2 separate regions of the Mus musculus genome follow, and region 2 is linked to region 1. The links are chromatin loops, found by intact Hi-C in ENCODE. Cell type or tissue: heart. All regions are shown on one strand. Links, peaks and the distances in the headings refer to the core of each region. The heading gives the core; the rest is flanking DNA.

Region 1 (10,445 bases), core at 1,869-6,868:
AACCATACCCAAGACAAGCAAATAGAAACAAAGACTCATAACTTTAAGCTTCCCTAACTTTCCATACTTAGAAAGAACATAATAATTGGAGTAGTTAAGCAGCATATGCATCCATGTTCTAAACAGAATATTTGATTAAAATATTGATATGTACGTATAACTGAAGAGAAGTAGTAAGAATAAAGCTAGGTCTTAAGATAATGATTTAAGGATATACCATACCAGTGGTAGATATTATCTTAACATGAACCGTACATTTCGCCAAAGTATGGCCTATTGTGTTTGAGATCTCCTTATAAATGCAGTTGTGCTGGATAATTTATTAAATTTAATATATATAATTTAAAATAGATAATGTATAACTCTCAAAAACCTCCCCCTGTATTGTGAGAAAATTACAAGAAATGAACAAAAACCACCTTAGGGGAAAAAAAATTAATTTTTTTTTTAAAAAACCTCATATGCTATGAAACTAACTAATATATAGTATTTGAGGCTCCCTTGGTATTGAGACCAACATTTAACTGGCCTTGCTTTTTTTTTGGTCAACTTAATTCTGTTTCTAGTGACCTTTGTAAGCAATCATGCCGCTGCCCTTTTTGCTGTATTTAGGCGTTAAGAAAGTGAAGTTAAGTAATGGATAACAGGGAAATTTGCCACAAAAATAAGAAAAACAAGAAAGAAATTCACTTTGACAATTTGTGGGTTGTGCATATGTTTAAAATTACATACTATTGACTTAAATCAAATTGTCTTGACTAGTGTAGTATTTTTTTAAATCTTCTACCAATATTTACTTAGTGGAATCCTATGAAAGCAAAAAAAAAAATTCTTCCAGTATTTTTGCCTCACTTTATGACACAGAGAATATTTCCAAGTCCACATGACAATAAATTTAGCAGAAAGACACAAATTAGAATGGCCAACATGTCTTGCCATACGCACCGGGCACCTACAGACCCTGTGAAAGCTGTGAAAATATTCAGACTTTTGGGTAAATTATTTTAACAAAATTTTTATGTAAGTTTCCTTCTATTAGCAACCACTTCATAATTTGAAAAGTAAGTTAAATACATTGCTGATCCTTATACATGTTTTCACAGTGCCTTTACATATTCCCCACACAGAAGGATCTTGACAAGACTGATGGAATATTCTTTTCAGAGACTTAAAAGTAAAAAAAATCATTTATTTAAATATGTAAAACTTACTAACTGAAATCAGTCACTTGCATAATCCATTTCTACGTCAAAAATTTAAAGTCATGCTTTTCATATATGAATTTTAAATGTCATAGGGATTTTGAAACTAAAGATATGATTTTTTTTAAAGTGTAATTTGCCCTTTTCTGTTAAAGTGATTCTGAAAGATGTAGTGACATGAATGTTAGGAAAACCAGCTCCTTTAAAGGAAATATACTTAATTATTAAAAAATAGTTATCACAAAAAATATCAAAGTAGTCTTAAGTATTGATGTGTATAATGTTTCCAGGTCTTTTAGTTCTAATGTGTTTAGAAGAACTTATAATCTTTGAAATATAAAAGACCGAGGAAACAGCATCAAAAAACTCTTCGGCCTAGAGGCATCAAGAACTTCAGACTTCACCGGCGCCATTGTTCTTCAACAGTTTGAAGAGTTTGAAACTTTTACATATGAAAAAGATTTTTTTCCTTAAAAAGAAAACTGTCAACAATCTTTTCCCTTCTAGTGAGCTGCAAAAGCGTGAGGTGACCACCAGTTGCTCCTTAGATCTTCTCACTGAAGATATAGTTCTCAGCAAATTAAATATGAAGTAGCACTGGAGTGAGCAAATTTACACAAAACACACAGTAAAATAAAAATCGAGGGCTTTATAATATGTTTCACTCCAACTAAGGCATGACACTGAGTTAAAATGTTCATATATTAAAATTAATATTTCGGACATTTACTTTAGAGCAAATGTGGTTGAAGATAAGACAACAGAGAACTTATTTTAAAGTTGAAACCCAATCTTCTGAAATGCTGCTCCAAATGCTCGTAGTATCTATGAGTGCTTCTGTCAAACTTGCAAGAGAACTATCTCTTTGAGTAGTCATAGCGTATATCCGTTCCTACCCTAGCCAGGTTTTAAATCACAGAGCACCTGGAGTTAGTTACATTTTTAGTCAGCAATTGATCACTTAGCTATGGACGACAGGAAGACTCCCACAGAGCACCTGATATCTTTGGAAGACCTGCCCAAGTCCAAGACTAAGTTATTCATTTAATAACTCCAGTTAACAATTTGCTTCGTGCATGATAATAAAGAGTTGACATTACAATAATGAACTCCAAATCAAGAGGCTTTCCAACTGTTAGCTATCCTACAACTTGGTTCATCTGGTTTTGTTTTCAAATGATCATTTAATTTTACATTTTTGTCCTTCATCCTGCTAAAAAGGGACACCTTTTAGCCTCTTCCTCACAGAAAACTTAACTTTTCTTTTTTCCCTTCTGAAATAAATGGCACGACCTCCCCCCTATTAGCATCAGAAGCAAAGCAGATTCTTAACAGTACAAGAACACAGCCAGACCATCCTGATGTGTAAGAACTTGGGGGCAGTTTGGCCACTTCACTACACACACCAACAAAAACGTGATGACGATGGGGCCACTCACCTACTCAATGGGAGTTAAGAAGAATTTAGCGCTGCAGCCTTCAGATCCCCAGCAGAGGTCCAGGCCCCTTCTTGACCTCCTCGCGTCCCTTATATAAAAGCAGCCCAGGCTACTCCCAGTTTCTGCCTCCTCACCTTAGGCTCCTCCCCAATCCCAAGCCATAAAGCACCGGGAGCCACACACCCACCTTCCGCCCCCAGCACGAGGGCTGCCTACTCCCGTGAGCCGGGCCCTGTGCTCGCCCCCTGCTTAGATTGAAGAGGGGCACTGGCGGGGCGGGGCCTTGGCGACAGTGACCCCGCTTTCCTCACACCTGGTGAGCCCCGGGCAGGGGGCCGTGGGCCAAATCGCCTCCGTGATCACGGGCGCATCCTCCTCCCCACCCTCCGACCCCTAGAGCCTCAGGGCGACCGGTGGCTGCTGGCGAGCCCCTCTCTAAATCTGTCACCAGGATCCGCACAATGCGGTCCCCAACGCGGTAGTTCTGGAGACCTGGCTTTCCTGTCAGGGTCTGGAACAGGGGCAACCCTGTTCCGCGCTCACACACATGCCTGCCTGCGCACCCTCTCAGGGAAGCACTGTGGCCCTCCGCACCGTGCCGGTGCCCCTCACGAGGACAGTCACCCTGTCAGTCACACTCGGCTCTCCAGGAGGGTGACCGGTCCTCAGCCGAGACCCCTCACTCTGTCCCTGAGTCCGCGACCCCGCCCCGCTATCACTCTCTCGCTCTTCTCTTGTGTGACTTCTCCTCAGCCCGCGCGATCCCCTCAGACCCAGACTCTGTCACCTTGTCTGTCACATTCGGTCCTGTCAAGAGTTTGCCTTCTCCTCAGCCGGGGTCCCTTGAGTCAAGATTCTGTCACTTGGTCACTCTCCGTCCTGTCGGAGTGTGGCTTTCCAGCCCGTATCCCCTCTAGTCGAGACAGGGTTAGGCTGTCAGTTACGCAGCCCTGTCAGAATGTGACTTCTCATCCCGAGTCCCCTCAGCGGAGACCCAGTCACCTAGCCAGTCAGATCCAGACCCCACAAGCCGAGACCCCCCCTCACCTTGTCTGTCACACAGTCCTGTCAGAACGTGACTTCTCAGCCCGCGTCCCCTCAACCGAGACCCCGTCAGGCTGTTGGTCTCACAGGCTCCTGTCAGAGTGTGACTTCTCCTCAGCCCGTCCCCTCAGCCCGGTCACCTTGTCGTCACACTCGGTCCCCTCAGGCTGCGCGCGACCCAATACCCCAGCGCAGCGCCCCAGGTCTCTTCTTCCGCGTCCCTCCGGCGGGCCGCGTGGCCCGGGGCGACTCTGACCTGAGGCGGCGGCTTGGCGGGTGCTGTGCGTCGGTGAGGCCGACCCGACCCGAGCGCCCCAGGCGGCTGCCGCTCTGAGTGCGACGGGCCCCGCCTGGCCGGCCGCGGACCGGAGGAGCCGAGCCGAGCCACCCGGCCGGACCGGGGGCGGTGCCCAGGGTGAGGCCGGAGGCCCCGCGCCCGCACCCGGAGGCCGGCGCCCACGAGGCCCGCGTGGCCCTCCCGCGCCCGGCGCCGTGCGCTGGTTACCTGGCCGCCTTGCTCCTCACAGCCGCTGGGAGGCGACCCAGGAAGGTCCCGTGTCCCTCAGACCGATGTCCATGTCCATGTCTGTCATGGAGAAGTTTGTTTTTTTCCTAGATGTGCTTTTCATCTCTCTCTCTATATATATACCATATATATTTATATATCATACATAACATATATTTATATATCATATATATGATATATGATATATAATAGATACACACCCATATATATATTTATATGAATTAAGTGAATTTAGGATCTCCCTTTTTTCTTTTTTTCTTTTTATTTTTAATCTCAGTTTTATTTTTATTTTTAATCTCAGAATGTTATGAAGGCGAATGCCTTAATCAACAGACTTTAGTGCTAATCATTTAATTTCCTTTTAAAAAACAATTGTGTGTGTATGCACGTGAACGGAGGGAGAGGTGTGGGCTCCCCTGGAGCTGGAGTTACAGGTGGTTGGTGCTGGGAACCGAACAAGGGTCCTCTGGAAGAACACAAAGTGTTCCTAACCGCTGAGCAATCTCTCCTGCCTTCAAACTATTTGTTAACCTTGTTCACTGGCTTTTTAAAATTCTTTAGCACCATTTCTTACATAGGAGACCTTACACATAGGGTGGAGAGGGCCTGAGAATCTCTTGTTTTTAAGTTAGACTATTGGAGCTTCTTGCCTCGGGAGCCTGAAGCCCACATGATAGACAGTTCCTTTTCTTGCACTCTTTCAGCTCTCACAGTCATGATCTGTCCTAAAGATTCACATTCAGAAAGCTTGCAGTGTCCAGGACACCAAAGGCCGTTCTTTTATCCTTTTCCAATCGTAATGATGAAGACCTTGCTCTATGTTTTGCTCTCCTTTAGGAGGCACTGGCCTCTGGAAATTTATAATTATGCTTCTTGCTCAAGATGCTTCTCCACTCTTAGCATCCTTATCTGTTGGGAGGTAGGGAATTCTTTATTCTTCTGGTACAAACCATCCTCACCAGACATTTGTGAGTATGACATTATAAAGAAAGTTCAGAGCTTGAATCAACAGATTCATGTCCTTCCACATTTTTTTTTTTTTTTTGGTTTTGGTTTTTTGAGACACAGTTTCTCTGTGTAGCCCTGGCTGTCCTGGAACTCACTTTGTAGACCAGGCTGGCCTCAAACTCAGAAATCCTCCTGCCTCTGCCTCCCAAGGGCTGGGATTAAAGGCATGTGCCACCACTGCCCAGCATCCTTCCACTCTTAAGTCCTCAAATAATAAGACACAGGTCAGGTTCATATAGGGACTCTAAAGGCCATGTTACTAACCATGCAAAGACTCCATTTCCATGCCTGTCATTAAGTGGCCATGTTGACTTGGGTCAGCATCCCACACTCAGTGAGAAGTATGTATGTATGAAGTATGTAGTAAGTAAGTAGCCAACTTCTTGCTCACCCAGGAGTTTCAATCTACTTTTGTTTGGTTTTTGTTTTGTGCTTTTGATTAAACTTTTTGAAAAGGTCTTGCTATATCGTCCTGGCTGGCCTTGAACTTATTGTTATTCTCCTAAGGCCAGCCCATCCCTTGTGTCAGTTTAACATCTTTATTGAGATATAATTCATATAATCTAAAATTCAAATACCATATCTTCAAAATCCCCACATTCAGTCTTGGCCTCTTTACAAAATTGTGTCATTATCACCATAACCTAATTTTAGAACATTTTTATCAACCTATAGAGAAACTTCCTCCTCATCCTCCTCATTCTCATTGGCCCTTGGTTCACCATCCATGTACTTTCTGTCTGGATAGACTTTTCTACCCTAGATATTTTCTATAAATGGACTCATACAATACAATGTCTTGTATGATTGGTTTCCTTTGCTTAGCATGATGTTGTCAAAGCCCACCTGGGTTGTAGCTGGCATTATTTCCTTCCTTTGTCTGTTTGTTTGTGATAGTGTCTCTTTATAAAGCCCAGACTAGAATTTGTAATTCTACTGCCTTCAGTGGGTTAGAATTAGAAGCATGCCTGACAGTATTTTATTTTTATATTACAAAATAATATCCTATTGTATGATATAATAAATGTTTGTTCATACAACTATTTAGGCTGGCTTTTTTAAATATTCACATGATTGTATGTGCACATGTGTATGTGTAGGTACATGTAGAGACCAGAGGTTAATACCAGATGTCTTTCTCAATTGCTCTTCACGTTATATTTTATTGTTTGTGTATTTATGTGCACCACATGTGTGGTTGAGTCTGCACATATCAAAAGAGGGCATTTATTCTCTGGTACTGGTGTTATGGGCAATATGAGTTACCACATGAATGCTAGGAACTGGGCTGGGTCCTCTGCAAGAGCACTATGAATTCTTACGTCTTCTTAGTGGTTGAGCCATCTCTTGAATCCTTCATCTTATTTTTATGGCAGAGTCTCTCACTGAACCTGGAGCTCCTTGTCTAGACTATCTGGCAGTAAGGCTCAGGGATTTCTCCTGTCTCTATCCTCCCAATACTGAATTACAAGCTTGTGCACCTATCCCCCAACCTTTTTATGTAGGTCTTGGGGATCAAACTTTCAAAGCAAATACTTTACCAACTGAGCCATAACCCCAGTTCTGCTCCTAGATCTTGTGCATTATAAATCATGCTACTATGAATAGTGATGGGCAATACTATTTGTGTGTGTGTTTTCACTTCATTTCATATATGTGATAACAATATGTCTTTAAGAAATGTAGACATTACCTGTATAAATGAGAAACAGTGTTTTATTTTTCCACTAGCAATGCATGAGGGATCTAATTTCTCCACATACTTGTTAGCACTTTATAATATCTTTAGCTGATCTAGTAGGAGCGAGTGCATCTTTACTGTTTTGATTTGCATATCCCTAATGACTAATTACATTGAACGTCTTTTCATGTAGCCATCGGCCATTTATGAACCTCATTGAAGAGAAAACTATTCATGTTTTTTGTCCATTTTGAGATCACTTTGTTTTTTTAATTTTATATGGAACAGTTATTTATATGTTATGTATACAAGTCTCTTTTGAGATATACAATTTCCAAATGTTTTTACCCATCTATAAGGTGTCTTTTTCTTTAAATCCATTTTGTATATGTGAGTGTGTATGTATGTATGTATGTGTGTATATATATATATATATATATATATATATATATATATATATATATGAATGATAAGAGCTTGTTATGTAGCCATGTAGCCCAGGCTAGCCTCCAACTAGAGATCCTCCTGTCTCAGCTTTCTGAGTCCTGGTGATTACTGGTGTGAGTCACCATGCCCAGGATGTCTGTCCTTTTATTTTCTTAATGAAAAGCATAAGCTTTTTTTTAAAAAAAAAACAAAAAACAAAAAACTTTGATCTATTTTAGTTTTAATTTTACTTAATTTTGGTGTCATATTAAAGATAACTGTAAAAATTCATTATTTGGTTTAATTCTGAGGGTTTTTGGGGGGGTGGCCCTTTAATATAGGTATGTAATCCATTCTGAGATAAGTTTTATATATGATAATAAGGTGAGGGACAATCAGCTTTTATTGACAGAAATTTCCATAATTCACTAACAGCCATGAAGGAGAAATTCCACCACAGAGAACTCATAAAAGGTGCAAAAGTTTAGAGCTGATTTGAATTGTTTCTAAATAATTTGTCTCCTGAATCAAAACTGCTTATTTTCAAAGTGTCTGTGGCTAGTAAGACTTACAAAGACAGTGAGTAAACAATGGAGAAGAAACAGTCTAAACTTTCAAACCTCTGGTCTCGCCATTAGTGGGTTATGAAATCAATTTAGTGGCTTAAAGCCCATACTTTTCAAATCAAATAAAAGAACAGAATAGAAAACACAAACTCTCAGAATGTGGCTCTCATATGAAAGAGAGTGTGGCTTTCGAGCCTTTGTCTGTGTACGTTTGTGTGGAGCACGAGTTGGTGCCACATGGATTTTCTTAACCATAGATGACATTTTTAAAAGGTGGGAAAACACTGTATAAACTGTACTTGGAGGATTCTTTCATTCCACAAACATTTATTGAGCGCTTATTTTGTGCCAGGCCCTGTACTAAGTGTGGGGGATGGTATGGCAAGCAGCACAGAGTCCCCACCCTGCAGCAGTAACACACACTGGGAAAAAACGGTCCATACGGAGGTTCTAGAGTCAAGAGTGTGTCCCTGATTCCGTTTCCCAACCACAAGAATTCCTTCCAAATACTGGTGCTGACTCCCCAGAGCATTAAAAAGAATGCTCATGTTTTTTATTGTTTGTTTTGATTTTTTTCCCCATTGAAGTTCATAACATATTAACTTTTGTCTAAAGAGTGGCACTTTGTCCGCAGGCCCACACTTGCACACTGTGTTTACTATATTGGGAAGGGTCCAGGTTGAGTAGTGGTAGTTGATCTCCATTTACTTTGACTATATTTAAATGGGACAGTCCCTAAGAATTTAAAAATAATGTTACATTACTTTTTACTGGGGGGGGGTAGTGGTTAAAAATAACAAATTACTTTTCTCTCTTTTCCAGGGGTCCTGTAAAATGGCTCTGGCATTAGAGAGAATATTCCACAATGTGGAAGGTGAGCACAGGCATCCTTCCAGAGAGGACTGCTCTGCTCTTTAGAGCTGCTGGCCACAACATTGCCTTTTATCTCTATCTCAGACAACCCTGACCAATCTCCAGCCAGTATCAGTATCAGTTCCAGAGAGACTTAGAAGATCTTCATTCAAAATGAACATCAAAACCAGCTTAACGGGATAAACAAGTTATTCATTCTCTCTCTCTCTCTCTCTCTCTCTCTCTATATATATATATATATATATATACAAACACACACACACTCACTTCCACAAACACATCTACCATTTGAATAATTCTCAACATGTTCCCACATATGAGGTTTGGTTGTGTTTTTTTTGTTTTTTGTTTTTAAATTTATCTATGAATTGTACTTCCCAATTTGACATTGACACCCAGCCTCCCATCTCAAAAACAAACAAAACAAACAACAAAAGGCCACCTGTACTCCCAGTACTCAGAGGGCTGAGGCAGGAAGATTGAGGTTTGAGTCAGGCAGTGCTACACAGTGAGACCTGGTTTTAGAACAAGCACATAGGACGCCCCTGCCCTGACTCCATGTATATATTGTTAACAAGAATTTTGTTTTTAGTACTTGGCTTTCATTTTTGTTCACTGTGACCCTAGTTCATCTTCTTGAAGTTTAGTCTCCGCACTTATACAATGGAATTAGAATATAGTCTCAAAGTTCCACCGGTGAGATAACAGGAGAAAACAGCACATCAGGCTCCCAGTAGGATCGGAAAAACTACTGTTACTCATCAAGCTCAGGAAAGCGTTGTGGATCTTTTTCTGAGAGTTACTCATGAATGTCAGTGCACGAAGGAACAGCTTTTCCATATTGCTTCTCTTCCAGCTTTCCAGCCACCTACTGAACTTTCCATCTTACCTCTGGATCGCTTTCTTTCTGATATTTAAAAGCAAAACAAATCTGGTCTAATAAATCAATCTTGAAAAAGCTAGACATTGAAGATTTCTTTATGGAAGCATTTTTCATGTGTGTGTGTGTGAATTTGAATCGTGAGCTATACTATAAAACTAAGTATATGCATATGTATATTTTTCTAATGTATATATTTCTAAAAGATATATAATAGATACTAGATTATAATTATACAGTACAATATGGTAAAAATGTTCAATAGTTAAGAAAGCTTAAGTTTTTGTAGAAGACCAGGATCCAAGCCCTCACATCAGGCAGATTCCAATTTAGTGTAGCTTCAGTGCCAGGAGATTGGCACGCCCTCTTTTGGCCTCCTTGGGCACTTCACACACATAGTGCACATAAAATGCTGTTCCTCTCTCTGTCTCTCTTTCTGTCTCTCTCTCTCTCTCACACACACACACACACACACTTCAGGGTTTATTGTTTTTTCTAGAAAAATAGTTCAGGGCTAATGTCCATCACTGTTGAGTTACAAACTGTGCTCATTGCTTTGACATTTGCTGTATGTGTGCTGTGCCTTCTAGAAGAGGTAGAGATGTAAACATGTACTCTGTGGACTGTAGTCCTCTGGTCTAATGCATGTTATTTTGCTATAGGTTTTCTGGAAGGATCTCTTTTTCTTACTGAGATCCAGGCATCTAGAGAGCAGAGATCAAGCTTTATTTATCTCTGTATACCCACTGATAAGTTGCCCAACCCCTGGTGGATACCCCTGTGCACACATGGGCAGCACC
Region 2 (10,445 bases), core at 2,477-7,476, 72 kb before region 1:
CTCAAAGGCTGCATGAGATGAAAGAATTCAGCTATAGTTTCCACGAGAAAACAAAGTTCCTTATAGATACAAGTAAGGATACTAGCTCTGTGGATGTGCTTCTTGGCTGCAAGAGGGCTCACTAGGCAAAGTTTGGGTTCCCTTGTCAAATATCTGCATAGTAAGTACCCAAACAATCTTCAGTTATCTATGTTATGGTGTAAACATTGCACACCAAAAAGAAGAGTGTGCATTGGTGATAACTTAGAGGACGTCCTGGTCTTAGTGACATCTAGAAAGAAGTCTGTACTCCTAATTAGCAGGAATACCCATCAAACTATATCATTTGCCTCAAAATCCCTCCTCATGGACCCAGCCAGAGTCACTGCATTTACTTTCCCTAATATGTTTAATTTTCATCTCTTTCTGTTCTTACTCTTTGTTATCAGTTATTTTCCTCTCACAAGTTTCCTTTCTTGTCTAGATTGTAATATTCTTAAAGTTTGCTGCTTCTCATGGTATATGTTGCGATTGACTGAGTTAAAGGTGGTGAGTATGCCTCTGTACAGAAACTGAGAAGTTAAAATAAGGATGCAAAAATACCTAGGTTTCTGTAAAAATTGGTCATTCATCATTTTATTGGTTAACTTCTTTTTCCATTTGGAGGTTGAACCCAGAGCTTTGCACATGCCAGGCAAATATTCTACACCTAAGGTTTTTAAAACAGGGGTTCAATAAGCAGCCCAGGTAGATCCTAACTTATTTTTTCAGTCTTATTTTCCATTGGTGTTTCCATGCCTGGCATATCCTACTGGTCTACTTGCCTCCCATTTCCTCTTCTTGCTCTTTTTGTAAATGCAGATTCCTGAGGTTACTGTATCTTTTCCTGTCCTTCATTTCTTTGTACCACATTTGTTCTTGTCTTTCAAGGCTAAATACTACTTTCTCTATGAAACCTTCCATGAATCTTCCTCTTTAGTACTGACATAATTTCTGATCTTAAGTATCTATAGCATTTACATTTGTATGCTGTCTGGAGTGAAGAGACACTTTATCATCCTGTTTCCCATTAGTTCTTCTGCATGGCTTTTGTGTTCTCTATGCTTGCCAATTGAGTAATATTGTTATATAGGGAAGAGTAGAATGTTTTCTCATTTGGCTAAGCAGGAAGAAGAAAATGAAGATATATTCTTAATGGTTTAGTTTTGTCAAGATGTAAGCTCCCCTAAAAAGATTAAGTTTTGGTATTGTAACTAAGACACAGCATGAGCTAGAACTCTACTCTCAAATCCATATATTTAGTCTTTTTCCTTGATGACTATCAGGAAGATTAGAATGCAGTAAGTTATTTTTTCTTCTTTTGTTATACTGGGCCCTGAACCCAGACTTGCCCATATAATAGGCAAATGCTTTACTACTGAGTTATAGTTTCCTTACTTTTCTAAGCAGGGGGGATAAAGAAGAAAGAAAAATATTTGCCCCTCCTTCTCTAGGAAGATAAATTTCTGAACTACATGCTTTCCTCTCCCTTTCCCTTTCTGTATTCTGGGACACCTTGACCTCAACAGCATCACTTCATAGACATGGTTACTGGGAGGCACAGGATCCAAACATGCTTTATTTTACTTTGACTTAGAGATGGTCCAGGAAAGCTGCTTCTTATTTTGTCTCTAGAAAACATAAGCTTCTGTTGCTGCCAAGCTGTAAGTCAAGTAGGTGTTTTTTGTTACTCCATGCAATTACCCATGAAAGAGCAAATGGACAAAATATTTGCGTGAACAACAACCATTCTCAGGAGTAAGTCAGTGTCTTAACTCTCCAGATGGGTGACATGAGTCCTGTTGCCTCAGGGCATATCCCTTAATTTCACAATCTTTCAAGAAAGTCTTTAGACAGATTTTGTGTGCAAGGACACAGTTCTGCTGTTTCTTTTTGACCTTCAAACTTGGCTTTCATTTTTGTTATGCTTAATGAGCAGCCTTCTCATACTACTCTAAAGTATAATACATTTCAAACAAAAGTATAATTGATTTCATGCAAGAGTAAAATGACTTCTCTAATCAAATAGGCTCTATTTGGGAGTATGGAAGTAAGTCAGAAAGATCAGATTATGAAATCAAGCACCAGGACTATATGTTTTGCCTTTTTGGATATTATGCTGTTTTCTGGGGAAAAGAAACTTCTACTAGAAATGTTGGGGATGGCTGGGCAGTGGTGGAGCACGCCTTTAATCCCAGCACTTGGGAGGCAGAGGCAAGTGGATTTCTGAGTTCGAGGCCAGCCTGGTCTACAGAGTGAGTTCCAGGACAGCCAGGGCTACACAGAGAAACCCTGTGTCCAAAAACAAAACAATACAAAACAAACAAACAAAAATGCTGGGGAGGTCTGGGGTATGACTGGGTGGTAGAGAGTTTGCTTAGCTTGAGAAGTCCCAGATTCAAATCCTAGTACAAGCGGAAAAAAAAAAGTAAGCAAAATCAAATTTATGCCATAATTGTTTTTAAAAGCCTGGATGTAAAGTTCAATAGAGGTTGGGGGTATAGCCCAGTGGTAGCATGCTTGCTTATCATGTATAAGACGCTGGGTTCAATTCCCAAAGAGAATAAAAAACAAAACAACAAAAGGAACCTGAGCTCATGTTGCACCTCCTCAGTATTGAAACTGGTTAATATTAACCGACCTCTGAGTCTTTGGTAATGATTACACTAGATACTACACATGATCTCTTTTAATTCTCTGAACAGTTCTGTAAAGTACAAGAGTTTTCTTTCTTTTCCTTTCTCTCCTTTTCTTTCTCTTTTCTTTTCTTTTCTTTTCTCTTCTTTTTCTTCTTTTTCTGTTTTGGATAGGGCTTTACTGTGCAGTGGTGGTTGACATAGAACTTACATTGATCCTCCTCCCTCTGCTTCCTGAGAGATAGGATTATAGGCATGTGCCACCATGTACTCAAAATTCTTAAAGAAGAGTAATTAAGAGCGGAAGATACATCTCGGTAATGTAATACTTGTCTAAATACATGAAGATACATCCCAGTAATGTAATACTTGTCTAAATACATGAAGCTGTGAATTCCAAGCCCACCTCTGAAAGCTTTTGGGAGAAATATGGCCCAGATACCAAAGTAATATATGGACAATTATTAGGAAGAGTGGGTATTGAATGCAGAAGGTCTAAAGCTCTGTGGCCACACTTAATCTAAACTAATTATCTCTCTTCCTGATCTTCCAGGTCTATACTAAACATCAACACATTTCAACAACTCATGGTGGGCCAGGCATGACACTGATGAGAGTCATGCTAAAGAGTAACTCAGAGAAATGTATTCTGATAAGTATTGAGGCAATGTGACAACATCTCATAGACTCTCTAGAGCTTAGTAGCTTTGTCAGTATTTTCAAGAGACACTTAACCACAAATTTTCAATGACTTCTTGTTTTAGGTTAATATCATATATGCCAGCCCTTCCTCACTGGTTTGTGTAAACCACAGCATAGTACAAACTAACTTGGGAATTATACAGTTCCTCTCCCATCTGTGAGCCAACATCCAGAGATAAAAATCATCCTGAAATATTACAGGGGAGAAAGCCATTTTGAAATAATCGTCATTTCCCATTTGACAGTAAAAGAAAATGGACATAATGATCTGCTTATGAATACAGTCAGCGAGAGACTGGGTGGGCGAGAACACATCTTTTCTGTCTCTTGGCCCAGCATCCTTTGAGCTGTGTGATGCTGTTACTATATTGATATAATATGTTGAAAAAAGAGACTTTTATCCCAAGCCAATTTTTATAGATCAAGATGTATTTGGTCTTAATTAATATATACGAGTCACATCAAATTTCAATAGTCTCATGCAAGAAACCATTTACCAGATGGCAGATTGTGACAGAATAAAATGCAGAAGAACTCTGCAACAGAATTTTTCCTGCTACAGTTTGAATGTGAAATGTATTCCACAGGATTGCATGTTGAAGGACTTGGTACCCAGCTAGCATGCACTATTTTGGAACCTTTAAGAGGTAGAGCCTACCTGAAGGAAGTGGGCTACTGAGGGGTGGGCCTTGAGGGTTTTAGCCCAGCCCTACTTCATCCTCCACTTTCCTGTTCCTTAGAGGGGTAAAGACTTGAGGAGTCTGAGCTGGCTGCTGTCATTTCTAGGCTTAGTGGTAGCTTCTTAAACCAGGACCCCAGTAAACCTTTCATTTCAGGTCATTTCTTGTTAGACATTTGGTCACAGTGAAGGAAAAGGTAAGCACTACACTAACAAAAATAATAACCTCCAATTAGTGGGAAGGTTAAAGGAATGGTTAACTTTTATCATAAACATTGTGGTGGCCTGAGTTTTTACATAATAAGTACAGATAAACCACATCTTATCTGTTATTTTTGTAGGTTGCTGTTCTGAACATTAACAATAAAGGATGGAGCAGTGTTATGTCTGATGCCTGAATTCAAATTCTGCCTTGGAGGTCTTAGTCCACCCTCACTCTATAGCTAGTTTCATCATCTGTAAAATAATGCTACCTCATTCTGTTCTGAAGACTAATGAGATAATATATGAAAAACACCTAGGATATGTATGAAGCTCTAAATACATAATAGTTGTCTTTTTTTTTAATATAGAGAGAGTAACCAGAGTCCCATGGTCTTGTAAAAGGTGGCTAAAAGCCTCCAATGCGGCCTCTGGGGGACAGGAAGAGGAAGAAACAGCAGCAGAGTCCTATTGTTCAAACTGGACTATGAGTAAAACAGATGTCCTGTTTTAAAAACCTCTGGAAAAGGAGAGTGCCTGGCTTCTCAAAGTTACTCACTCAGTGCTTAATTGCTCTTTTGTGGCCTGGAAAGTCTGTTTTATCTGGCATCTCCCCAACTGTATTATACATATGCTAATGAGGTTCCATTAAAAATCATTACACAGAAAAATATCAGGTAGTCAAGTAAATTCCGGAAGTGCTAGGTTAGGCAAGGTTGAACATGTTGACTGCAAGACTTAGACACATGATTCACACGCAGGGAAAGGAAACATGCAGTGTGACCGCTTACTATTTGAAGAGAAACTGCTTATGAAACCACAATATACTGATGTTGAAGTCTGTAACTATCCCTTTTAAAGTTATGACAATGTAACCATGGACAACTGACTTAACTCCAAATTACTGGAAACTGCATTGTGAAGGTGAGAGGAGAAAGAAGTGTGTTTGGGAGAAAGAACGAGGTGGTAAAAGGGTTGAATGCTTATGTTCTATGGTTAGAGTTAACAGATGGTGAACACAGTAGACAAAGTTGCAGCCAAGCATGTGATTCTCAAGTCACGGAGGTGAGAGTCAGAAGAGGGTCCTGGAGTAAAGTATCAGTGCCTTTGAAAGGGAATTATTGAGACACTGAGGCGCTACCTTTTTTTTTTTTTACTAAAGTTTTTATACTACCTGACTTTTACAAGATGATTATGTGTTTGGTTATGTTAAAAATTAAGTTGAATATACTTTGTTTTTAACTCTACCATTGTACTCTAGCCCAACCCCATAAATACCTTTTAACTGTAATATTTTTTAATGAGTTAATCTACCAAGTGGGAATAAATCTGTTTCTTGCATACACTTTGTGTTATTAAACAGGAATGATCAGGTAATAATATGGAAAAGTAGAAAAGATACACTGAAATAAAAGAAAAATATTTAACCAACAGATGCTTCTCTCTCTCTCTATTTATTTATTTGTAAAAATTGTGGGTATATATGTGTATGTACATCCATGTTCACAGGAGCATGTGTGTGCAGGAGCCTGTGTATGTGCAGAAGCCAGAGTCAGTGCTGGATGTCACCTTCAGGAATATCAGCCACTGTAATTTTGAGACAGGTTCTCTCACTGGATCTTTCTGCTTCCCACCCACCCCTACCCTCCGCCCCTGCCCAGTACTGGGATTATAAATATGTGCTGGCTTTTTAAAAATATGGGTCCTGGGGATTGAACTCAGGTCCTTGTTTATGTTATGCTAGGCAAGCACTTTTACCAACTGAGCCAGCACCCTGTACCAGTTTTCTTTTCTTTTCTTTTCTTTTCTTTTCTTTTCTTTTCTTTTCTTTTCTTTTCTTTTCTTTTCTTTTCTTTTCTTTTCTCTTCTCTCCTCTCCTCTCCTCTCCTCTCCTCTCCTCTCCTCTCCTCTCCTCTCCTCTCCTCTCCTCTCCTCTCCTCTCCTCTTCTCTTCTTTCCTTTTTTTCTTGAGACAGGGTTTCTCTGTGTAGCCCTGGCTGTCCTGGAACTCACTCTGTAGACCAGGCTGGCCTCAAACTCAGAAATCCACCTGCCTCTGCCTCCCAAGTGCTGGGATTAAAGGTGTACATCACCACCACCTGACTATCAATTTTCTTATCTTTGATTAGAATCATGGGCCTTTGTTTTATTAAAAGAGGAAAATGACTCAATTTCATTCATAGAAGCATAATTTAATAATGATAGCTACAATTTTTAATCACTTAAGCAGCAGGCATTATATCTTATGCCCATCATGCATGTACTTTAGTGTATATGATACATGTAACAGAGAATTTATAAGTCCTGCATTTCAACATATCCAAATTTTATTAAAGATATAATATGAAGTTATGTATAATTAATCACCGTTTAATAATGTTAAAAATAGACTTAGGGTTAAGTAAATTGCAGAACATTACACAATTAATTGATATTATTGCAAGAATTTCAATTCATTAGTGGCTTCTCTGACTATAGAAAGGTTTAGAAATAAATTATGTGTGTGCCTTTTGTTTATTCAACATAAGAAAACATATTTTCATCCTGCTGCCTACTTAGGACTATTAAAAACCAAACCCAGTGTTTCTCTGGTTTGATTTGGCAAAAGATAAAGCATCTAATATCTTTCTCTATATGCACATTTCTTTATAGGAAACTGAAAGACTTATAGTAAATGTTTGAATTCAGATCAACAAAGCCTCAGAGAAGTTGTAACCTTGGCCTCAGCCTCTAGAAGGAAAAGCACACTCATATTTTATCTCTAGAAGTTCAGTTTTTCTTGTATTGGCCACATGTTGTTTAGGTAGCTTGTCGTGTGGTATGGGGAGAAAGAAAAGATGACTGGGTTATACTGACCATCTCTTTTGCTTCCTGACCCTCAGACTCATATCCTTTCCCACTGTGATCAACTTAGCTCAAGCACAGTTTGTGGTTCTTCTGTTAATCTTTATGTTTCCAAAAAGAGATTCTAGGAAAATCTAACTGGAACTAAGGCTAACTGCTGATAACTAGTGCAGTTGAACTGAAATTATTACTTAGTCCAGTATACATTGGTGCAAAGTCAATTTGTGTTTATCCAGAAATGAATGAAAGCACACAATCATATGCTCCAGGGACAATAAAAAGATAGTAAATGGGATGAGGTGTATCTCAGTGGAAGAAGATATTCTAAGTATGTACAAGGCCCTGGTTTAATCTTTAGCACACACATATTTTATGAAGGATATATTATAAACAATTCTATACTACTGAGTCAATAATCTAGATGAAGTGAACTTCTTCCTTGGGCCTATTCCTCAAAACACAGTATGCCAAAATGTATCCAAAAAGAAATATACAATTGAATAGGCTTATTTATGTTTTAAAAATTGAATAAGTAATTAATAACTGTATAAGACAGAAGGTCAAGGTGCACTTACCGGTCAGTTCTACCAGCCATCCAAGGCATAAATTATACCAGTTCTTTGTTGGTAGAAACAGATATAATAATTCTTGATGAGAAGAATTGGGGAAGGAATGGGGGTAAGTATAATCTAGATACATTGTATGACATTCACTAAGAGTTAATAAACTATTACAAAGGAAAAAGATAATTCTTGATGCTATGAGGCCAGAATTATCTTAATATCAAAACAAGATAAAGCCATTACAGGGGATAAGGCCTTGGTCATGAATATAGACACAAAAATTCCTAACAAAATATTAAGAAATTGAATCTAACTATGTATAAGAATGTATATAGAAGGTGTAGTGTCACGTGCTTTTAATCCTAGCACTTGGGAGACAGATCTCTGAGTTTGAGGCCTGCGTGATCTACATAGAGAGTTCCAGGACAGTCAGGGCTGCACAGACAGATCCTCAAACAAACAAATGAGCAAACAAAAATCCTATACACTATTTATCCGAACTATGCATGAAATTTCTCATTGATAATAAAAGAGAAACAAAAGAAAAGAATGTGGTGGTGATTTCTTTAGATATAGTAAAACAGTATGATCTATGAAAGATAAATTGACCTTTATTAAAATTTAAGTTGTCTGCTCTGTACAAAACTATTTCAATTAAATATTTGTTAAAAGAAAAAGAAAAGAAAAACACATTTGATGCCAGGTATGGTGGTCTACACCTTTAATATCCTAGCACTCGGGAGACAGAGGCAGATGGATCTCTGTGAGTTCAAGGCCATCCTGGTCTACAGAGCGAGTCTAGGACAGCCAGGACTCTACTACACAGATAAACCCTGTCTCAAACAACAACAACAACAACAACAACAACAAAACAAAAACAAAACCACAAACCCAAAACAAATAAAACCAGCATCTGATAAAGGTTTTCTTCAAAATACACAAAGATCTCTTAAGAAAATGAACAACTTGATATAAAAATAGGATAAAGACTTGAGCAAGAAGATCTCCAACCTCATAAATCATTAGAAAACCTTCAAACACTGACAACACCAGAAGGTGGTGAGGCTGTAGAGTGACAGGAATACTCCCTCATTACCAGGAGGACTGTGACAGGGTCTGTGACTTTGGAATAGTATAGTAGTTCTTATAAAACAAAACATGGTCCTCCCATACAATCCAGTGGCCACACTCTAAACTGAATGAAAACTTAGATCCATGCAAAAAACTGCACACAGATTCTTATTACAGTTCTATGATTGACAATATTTAGAAGATACAAAGGAATACTTCAGCAGATGAATGTATAAACTGTAATACAGCTGGACAATAAAATAGTTATTTCTGAAAATGAATGCATTATCAAGCCATGAAAGACCAAGGAAGAAGTTTATATCACTTAGGGAAAGAAGCTAATCCAAAAGAGATATATAGAATATAGTTCCAACTATATAAAGATAGAAATCATGCAGACTTTAAAAAAGGAGATTTATTTTAAATCATTTTATATATATTTGTGTGTACCTGAGTGTATCCCCCCTCTCTCGCTATATATAATATATCATATACACATATATCATATGTGTCAGGTGCCCTTGGAGTTCAGAAAGAAGTGTTGGAAGCACAGGAGACCAGTTTGGTTTTAATAAGTCAACAAGTTGACTACTATGTGTTAGGTATTTTGTTGTTTTTTTTTTTTTCTTTCTAGGAATAGAGACTAAAACATGGGTTCTTTCTCAGTGATTACATACTTTGGCTTAGGGAATGCTCCAAAAACAGAAAATAAGAACAGGCTGTCTCTATTAAGGACTAAATTACATGGTGAAGATTATCAGTGTCAGGGGGTTTCACCCTCATTTGACTGTTATTAATGAGGACTGTTCTTTACCAAGCTTTGTTCTGGGTCTCAGAGGATACCTGACCAAGATCTCTTTCTCTTTGGTGCCAAAGATCTAAAGGATGAAGCAGATTATAAGCTATAAACACAACCAGCCAATAAGCTATACAGTTTTGAAAAAAGTGACAAGTGCTTTTTAAATAGGAAACTGGAGAACAGAAGAGGAGAAAGGGTGGAAAAGGCTATTCTTACTGAAAGGTAAGATCTGAGCAAAGGGGCTGGAGAGATGGCTCAGAGGTTAAGAGCACTGACTGCCGCTCTTCCAGAGGTCCTGAGTTGAATTCCCAGCAACCACATGGTGGCTCACAACCATCTGTAATGGGATCTGATGCCTTCTTTTGGTGTGTCTAAAGGGAGCAATGGTGATGTACTCATATGCATAAAATCAATAACTCTTTTATTTTTTAGAGAAATTACTTAAAAAAAATCTGAGCAGAGTTGAGTGACCAAGAGAGACAATCAGAGATATCAGGAAGAAGGGTGCTCATGGAAGAATAGGAGCTGGGGAAGAGACTCTGGGCAGGTCTATGCATGGAGTGTCATGGCACTAGAAAGAATGCCTGTGATGATGCAGCAAAGCCAAGAGATGGACAGAGGAAGAAGGGAACTGTAGAAGTCTACTGGGGTGGGTTAGGCATTACAGAGTTAATTTGGGCTTTTGTTCAATAATGACTAAAGGGTGTTGAGCTAGGGCACTTCTGACTTTTAAACACAATGGATAAGAGGTGAATGGAGAATAGTGTTGGGAGGAAGGGCAGATGCATTTAACAAACAAAACCTGTCAAGAGACTGCTCTCTAGTCCAGAGACAGTGGGTTGGATCAGGCTGTTGGCATCCCGGGAAGTAGAGGAGAGAGCATATTTTTAGGTTGGAGGAGACAAGAATCATTAGATGTGGATATTCAGAGAA

What was found. A loop is a pair of places that touch in the nucleus more often than their neighbours do. Peaks named below come from ENCODE experiments on the same cell type or tissue, not always from the same donor. Only the 100,000 strongest peaks of a DNase experiment are listed, where the experiment ranks them.
Region 2: it touches region 1 in a loop (2.8-fold over the local background); 4 of 42 quality-filtered maps call a loop at or near these places.

What each region holds. Positions count from the first base shown.
Region 1 is chr6:115,354,614-115,365,058 of GRCm38, reverse strand. Pparg (peroxisome proliferator activated receptor gamma) reads right to left here and starts at 2,710. Exons shown (of 8, transcript NM_001308354.1): 1 at 2,642-2,710. In heart, for the core only: CTCF peaks have their summits at 3,997 and 4,225; DNase peaks (open chromatin) are centred at 2,828, 3,248 and 4,028; H3K4me3 peaks cover 1,822 bases; H3K27ac peaks cover 688 bases; H3K27me3 peaks cover 1,909 bases.
Region 2 is chr6:115,427,223-115,437,667 of GRCm38, reverse strand. The region is part of intron 2 of Pparg (peroxisome proliferator activated receptor gamma); the gene reads right to left. Among named protein-coding and RNA genes, the nearest start is that of Pparg, 70 kb to the right of the region's middle. In heart, for the core only: a CTCF peak has its summit at 4,678; a DNase peak (open chromatin) is centred at 4,677.